Linked DNA regions of Homo sapiens: region 1 is linked to region 2. Evidence: chromatin contacts called from ENCODE Hi-C data. All regions are on one chromosome and are shown on one strand. The core of a region is the stretch at or near the end of the contact, and the rest is flanking DNA. Distances in the headings are between cores, read along the strand shown. Region 1 holds the start of ZSCAN23 (zinc finger and SCAN domain containing 23). Region 2 holds the start of ZKSCAN3 (zinc finger with KRAB and SCAN domains 3).

Region 1 (3,949 bases), core at 843-3,342, 94 kb after region 2:
CATTATTCTAATCAGGCGTTTCTCATCCCTGCGCCATGAGCTTGGTCTTGCCTTCTTCCCTTATTCGAACCTTACCCAATCTCTGCAGCTTGATTCAAATCTCACATCCTCTCTGAAGTCTTCTTTACCCATTTCAGCTCACCCTCTTCCAACTGCCCACTCATATGTCATGTACTGTATGAGTCCCACCTTTCACCCTCAGTCACAATTTATCTTGTACCATTACTTCTCTTCAGAACCTTTTTTAAATCCAAAAAGTAGAGAGGAATATAGAATTCTTTCACCAAGTTCTATTACCCTGAAATAAACAGTCTTAAATACTGGAATGTGTCCTTTTCTATGCATTTGCAATCGTATATACACATGTATACACATGTGCACACATAGAGTTGATATAAGCCCATATATTTTATTTACCTTAGACAAGCAGAAGGTAGTATGAGATAGCAGAGAACACAGGCAGATCTGGTTGTTAATTTTTTTTTTTTTTTTTTTGAGACAGAGTCTTGCTTTTGTTGCCCAGGCGGGAGTGCAGTGGTGCGATCTCGGCTCACTTGCAACCTCTGCCTCCCAGGTTCAAGCAATCCTCCTGCCTCAGCTTCCGGAGTAGCTGGGATTACAGGGACCCACCACCACTCCTGGCTCATTTTTGCATTTTTAGTAGGATGGAGTTTCACCATATGGGTCAGGCTGGTCTCGAACTCCCGACCTCACGTGATCTGCCCACCTCGGCCTCCCAAAGTGCTGGGATTACAGGCATGAACCATAGTGCCAGGCCATCTGTGAATTTTAACGCAGTGATCTTGGGCAAGTTAGTTGATTTTTCTAAGCCTCAAGCTCATATATGAAATGAGGTCAACAACTGCCTTGCCAACTTGTTGAGAATATTAAATGAGATAATGCATACAAAGTGTTTTTGCACAAAACCTGGCATATAAACATGCAAATTAATCTTTTAATAAGATAATGTACAATTTTGGTACAATGGTAGTTTAATTAATAGTTGCTACTTTCCCTTAGGGCCAAGACTGTAATCTTTTTCTATTGCTCAAAGAACAAGATGAGTGGGTGAAAACATGCACACAAACCAATAAAACGGCTGTTTCATCAGGTTTGCAGAAACACTGAAAGATATACGTCTTCAGATATATTCTCTCCAATCAAATCCTAACTAGAAGCCCAGGACTACTGAGGTACAAAAGAAGGACGGGATTCAAATGAGCGAAGTAACTTCCCGGGTTATAGCTGTAAAGCTAATATAGGAACAGAGTGGAGTTAGCATAGCAAAGGTTTTAAGAAAATGGAGTCTGGAGCCAAATTGCCTGTATTTGAATCCTGCCTACACCCCTTACTCGCTCTACGACCTTGGGCAAGTTACTAACTTCATTTTCTTCTTGTATGTTAATTTTAAAAAGGGGCGGGACAGAGAGGTGGGGTGTAGTCTACATAATAATAGTGTCTATCTCATAGAGTTATGAGAAGCAGATAATATTTGTAAAGTGCTTAGAACAGTGCTGGGCTGGCACATAGTAGATGCTATTTATTCTTTTAAAAAATTCGATAGCAGCAAGAGCCTTTATACTATGTGAGTTAGACTAAGAAAGGCTGTGGCATAGTTTAAAACTATCCCTGCTCATTCTTTAAAATAAGTCCACAGTAGAGAATAAGACATCGGAAAATACAAACATTTCTTCATATCCGAATCTATTTGAATCCTAAGATGCAGATACGGAGAGTTCAGAGTGCCATCAGTACAGGGCAGAGAGGTTGAAGAGCTCAGGAACAGACATAGGGTGGGGGAAAGGGGTAGGGGCAACGACGCTGACTTTTGGTTAACAAAGCCCTTCCAGGCTGCGGAGCAACCTCCTCTGCCCTTCACCTGCCCGGCCCATCTCTGGCCAAGAAGACCCTGCCGCCAAATCCCCACACCCAGTCCAGGTCGCAGTGCACAGACTGGCCCTTCCGAAGCCCCTCAGCGGTAGCCCGACTCCGAAGCTCACCGAGGCATCCGTGAGAGGAGATGCCACCTAGCGCAGATCACATCTGCTCTGAATCCTTGACAACCGCAGCCCAAAGAATGATAAACTACAAAGGCCGGAAATGCGTCACCGCGGCCCGCTCTCCGCGAAACAGCGGTTCCGGCTGTGTTCCTTCTAGGAAGGCCGGAGGTTTCCACACCTCTGTGGTCGTCACTCTGAATCCCGTCTGTAGTCTTAAGTGAGATACTAGGTGACACATTGTCTTCCACGCGGCAATATAATAACGGCCAACATAGTGTTTTAACACGTATTAATTCATTACCCCGCATAACAACCCTGTGAGTTAGGTACAATTATCTCCATTTAACAGGTGAGGAAACTGAAGCACATTTCTACATTTATTAGTTGCCATTTCCTGCAAAGAATACCCTTTCTTTTCCCTGCCGTCTCATTTTATCACGATGAACTCATGGATTCCTTTACAAATAATTACTGTTATTATTATGTTGATGCTCAAATTATTTAAAATTTGGTCAGTTGGAGCCCTTTCACACTGCTCCCTCTCTTTTCTTTTTTTGACAAAGTCTCCAGGCTGGAGTGCAGTGGATGCGATCTCAGCTCACTGCAACCTCCGCATTCCGGGTTCAAGTGATCCTCCTGTCTCGGCCTCCTGAGTATCTGGGATTACAAGAACACACCACTATGCCTTAGTGAGGCTGGTCTTGAACTCCTGTCCCTCAAGTGATCCGCTCCCTCGGCCTCCGAAAGGGCTGGGATTACAGAAGTGAGCCACCGCACCCGGCCACAAACAGGTTTCTATGTCCTTTGATAAGTTCCCAACAGTTTTTGTGCACTTCACTTTCTCACAAAAGATATTTCAGTCCCATTTTATACTATTCCTACCCTAAACCTAGAATCACCATTGCTTCATGAAGCTACAGTACATCAGTGAAAAATGGTATATAGAAACCAAGATCTGGATTTCGGGCAATGAATAACCTCATTGCTACTGTGTCTGGCATTGGTTCCTGCCAGTCTACTGTGTCCAGAATTGGCTCCTTCCAGTGGGTTCCTGCTCTGACTTCAAGAATGAAGCCGCGGATACTCACGGTGAGCATTACAGTTCTTAAAGATGGTGTGTCTGGACTTTGTTCCTTCTGCTGTTCAGATGCGTCCAGAGTTTCTTCCTTCCGGTGGGTTCGTGGTCTCACTTGACTTCAGGAGTGAGGTCGTAAACCTTTGCAGTGAGTGTTACAACTCCTAAGGGTGGCGTGCCTGCAGTTGCTTCTTCCTTCTGGTGGGTTCGTGGTCTCGCTGACTTAAGGACTGAAGCTGCAGACCATCGTAGTGAGCATTACAATGCTTAAAAGTAGTGCAGACCCAAAAACTGAAAAGTGGTAAGGTTTTATTGTGAAAAGGGAAAGAACAAAGATCCCACAGCACAAAAATCAATGCTAGCAGGTTGTCACTGCTGACTGGGGCGGGGGTGGTAGCCAGCTTTTATTCCCTTATTCAGCCCCGCCCACATCCTGCTGATTGGCCCATTTTACAGAGTGCTGATTGGTCCATCTTTACAGAGTGCCGCTTGGTGTGTTTACAAACCTTTAGCTAGACACAGAGTGCTGATTGGTGCATTTTTACAGAGTGCTGATTGGTGCATTTACAAATCTTCAGCTAGACACAGAGTGCTGATTGGTGCATTTACAAATCTTCAGCTAGACACAGTGCTGATTGGTGTGTTTACAATCCTTTAGCTAGACAGAAAAGTTCTCCATGTCCCCACCCTAACCGGAAGCCCAGCCAGCTTCACCTCTCACTACTAGGACATATTATTGCCTCTAGGCTCCTTCAGTGTACAAGAGCTAGAATATATGAATATGTTATATATATAATATATTATATATAATACGTATTATATATTATCCTATATATCATATATTATATATTATATATAATACATATTACATATT
Region 2 (3,750 bases), core at 348-2,847:
GCAATTATTCTAAATTTTCTTTTAAAAGTCTGAAAGTTAGCTGACTGGAATTGATTTTTTGTGCAACATATAAAGTAGAAACCCAATTTTATTTCATTTTTCCATTTAGATATCCAAATATTACAGTACTATTTGTCAAGTAGCTCCTTTATTCCTCACTGATTTGTAATGCAATTTCCACCATATATCAAGCATCCACACATACATGTTTGTTGCTCAGTCCTCAGTTCTGTTTCATTGGTCTATTTGTCTGTAGTTGTGCCAATACTATATTGTCTTAGCTGCTATAATTTTATAATAAATTATATAGGGCAAGTTTCTGCAGCTCCTTCATTTGTTTTAAAAATGTCTCGGATTCGTGACTCTTTCATTATTCCATATACATTTAAAATCAACTAGTCAAGTTCCACTGAGCACAATTGGAATCTTGATTTGCTTTGTACTGGATTTGTGTATCAATTTAGGAAGGAATGATATCTTTATGATATTGAGTTCTCATATATATAGGTGTATATACATGTCTCATATACAGGTGTATACACATGTCTTATATACATAGGTGTATATACATGTCTTATACATAGGTGTATATACATGTCTCATATACATAGGTGTATATACATGTCTCATATACATAGGTGTATATACATGTCTCATATACATAGGTGTATATACATGTCTCATATACATAGGTGTATATACATGTCTCATATACATAGGTGTATATACATGTCTCATATACATAGGTGTATATACATGTCTCATATACATAGGTGTATATATATGTCTCATATATAGGTGTATATATATGTCTCATATATATAGGTGTATATATATGTCTCATATATATAGGTGTATATATATGTCTCATATATATAGGTGTATATATATGTCTCATATATATAGGTATATATTTCAACTACTTATCCCTAATGAATAAAGTTACTAATGTTTCCATTCAGGTATCTTTTGTAAGTATTTGCTTCTGTGATAGATGTCTTTTAAAAATTCTATTTTTATAATTTTGATGGAGAATGTGATTGTGAACATGAATTTTAAAAAGTCCAGCCAACTTGCTAAACTCTCTTATTAATCATCATAATTTGAGTGTTAGATTATCTTGGATTTTTTATGTAAACCACGCAGCATGTTCCTTAAAATTTATGTATTTAGAATTCATATTCTAATTAGGCAATGCAATCAACTCTAAAATTAAAAGTACATTTAAAACATGCACCCTAACACTTTCCTTCTCACTCTTGTCCCCGTTTTCACTCAGTTTCTGACCGTTCACCTCTCGTAGGTAACCACCATTATTAATTTTCCGATTTTTCCAGGGCTTCTTTGTGCCACACACGCACACATAATTTAGATTCTTTTTACTCTCTTCTATTCGCAAATATAGCAAATTATGAAAATAATTCTGCACCTTGCCTTTCTCCCTTAGTTATAGCTGGAAAAATAAAAATTTAAAAGCCTCTTTAATAGCAAAAGGGGAGGGGACACAAGGTGCCGAGCTAGCAAACGACAGAGTCTGTCAGGGAGGTGGCTAGAGAGGCCCGGAAGTGGCTTCTGTGCCCCGCCCTGCGGGTGGTTTGCTAGTTTCAAGCACTTTGTGAGTATGGGGTGAATCGGCGTCGGCCTTCCACTGTGGGGTTAAATCTCATCCCGCGGCTCTCCTCCTGTCGGTCCTGCAGTTCTTTTGTCCCCGGGTAGAGGTGCGTTTGCAGGAGTATGTGTGTGTGTGTGTGTGTGTGTGTGTTTGTGGAGAGAGGCCCTTCCCTCCCCAGTTCCTGCAGCCTCGGCTCCCAAGGAGGGAGACCCCTGCGAGAAGCCGTGGGGGAGGGAAGGGCGCTCTGCGGCGGAATGAAGTGGTCCTCGGCGTTCCTGCGTAGAGCCCAATATGGGTGTCCCTTGTTTAGGGCCGTTACCGAGTGTCCGGGTCGGTTCTTGAGGGTATTTGGAGACGGGATGCATGGGTCACATAGACAAGCCTCGAGAATGGGAGCCGTTACATTTTTGCACTGCCTGGTAACAAGGTCAGTTTCAAGGTCTTTAAATTATTCTGTGGTACTGGCCAAGAGCCAGAACGTTGGAGTCAGATTACCTGGTTCAAATCCTGCCTCTGCCACTTACTGGCTGTGTGACTTTTCACTAGTTCCTAAGCTCTCTCTCTGCCTCATTTTACTATTTTGTAAAATGGGGATAATATTCCCTAACTCACTGGGTTGTTGTGAGGATTGAATGCATTCGTATGGGTAAGGTGCAGAGTAAGCATGATTTAAAGATTTGCTTTTATTAGTGGTACTATTATTATTTATAACTATGATGACACATTAGTGACTGGCTTTTGTACGGTTGCTTTCAATTTTACTGTCATTCATCAATTCACTTTGTAATGGATGATTTCTATATTTTAGGAGGGAAAAATAAGATACTCTGAAAAAGAGCCTATCCCAAAGCAAAGACCAAAACTGGTTTGTGTTGGACGTTGTGATACTCAAACTCTCAAAGGCTTTAAGACTCGGGGGTACCTTTTCCTTGGCTGGAGATTAGGAGGAACAATAGAAGTTTTTAATAGTGAAAAAGGACTAGGACCCCTGGTTTTTGCAAAAATCTGATGTCCTGCTTAGTGCTGGAGATCCACCAGTTTTCGAGCTTCCAGGAACGCCCTAGCCTGAAACTGGCTTCATACTAACACCCTTCATTTCAACCCAACTTTTACAGGGTTAGCTCTTTCATAGACTTGTAACTCTTTTCTGTTAATGAGAAACTTTCCTTTCCTTATCTTCAGTATATTTACTGATTTGATAAATACTTTGTGTTGGCAACCAATTTCCCAATCTTGTGCCTTCCCACTGTGATCAGTTTGGCTCAGATCCAAGTAGGGGCCAGGTAGTGAAACCTAAATGGAGTTTGTGGAATAAATGATATAAATGTATCAGTGTTGTTTTCCTGCCATAGACTTCCTCCCTTCCCCACCGTGGACACCCTCCTCATTCCACTTGGGCTCCAGATTCACTCTGGGTTGGGCTGTGGCTCTCTCTCGCCTTCCTTGACCCTACCTTAATGCTTTTTGGCTGTATTATTCAGGAAGGAAAGAAGTTAGGACATTGTTTAATTTTCTAAAATTTTGGAGAGAAATTTAAACACATTTAATTGTAGAGAGAATGTTACAATGAACACCAATATAACCATGACTCAGCTTCAGCCATCATCTTTTGGTCATTTTCTTTCATTCTTCTTTTCCCTCCTTTCCACTCTCTTTCCTTCCCTTCTCCTCCTCCTTCCCTTTTGTCTCCCTCCTTCCCTTTTACTTCCTCCCTCTTTCCCTCTCTCCTTTCTTTCCCTCTCCCTCCTTTCTTTGTCTTCCTTTCCTTCCCTCCCTCTCCCCCTCTTTATCTCTTTTTTTTCCTCATTTCGTCCCTCTCTTCTCTTTCATTTTATAGCAAATTGCAGATGGAAACATTTTAGTTCACTCACAAGTACAAGTACTTCAGTGTCAATTTCTTATATACAGGGACTTTTATCTTAATATAATCATAGTATCATGATCACACGCAAAAAAATTGACAATAATTCCTTGATATCATTATCTTGATTTTCAAATAATTGTCTCAAATATTTCTAGAGTTTTTTTTTTTTACAGTCTTTTTACAGTTGTTGTTTTCAGTGGGGTCCGAATATGGTTCACCATTTGCATTTATTTGATAAGTCTGTTCAGTCTTCTAATCTATGACAGTTCCCATT

Evidence for each region. A loop is a pair of places that touch in the nucleus more often than their neighbours do. Pooled maps may share reads with other maps.
Region 1: a loop to region 2 is called in a map of CD4-positive, alpha-beta T cell, with 2.3 times the contacts of the local background. The contact joins the promoter of ZSCAN23 here to the promoter of ZKSCAN3 in region 2. A Hi-C loop is called at or near these places in 1 of 168 maps with a recorded cell type or tissue (CD4-positive, alpha-beta T cell), 2 of 37 single-sample maps with no recorded cell type and 10 of 50 pooled maps.

The regions. Positions count from the first base shown.
Region 1 is chr6:28,441,399-28,445,347 of GRCh38, forward strand. ZSCAN23 (zinc finger and SCAN domain containing 23) reads right to left here and starts at 2,093. Exons shown (of 4, transcript NM_001012455.2): 1 at 2,001-2,093. RefSeq lists enhancers at 1,892-2,402, 1,976-2,025, 2,196-2,275.
Region 2 is chr6:28,348,350-28,352,099 of GRCh38, forward strand. It overlaps ZKSCAN3 (zinc finger with KRAB and SCAN domains 3), which reads left to right and starts at 1,598. Exons shown (of 6, transcript NM_024493.4): 1 at 1,598-1,718. It also overlaps a transcript of ZSCAN31 not described here. RefSeq lists an enhancer at 1,533-1,892.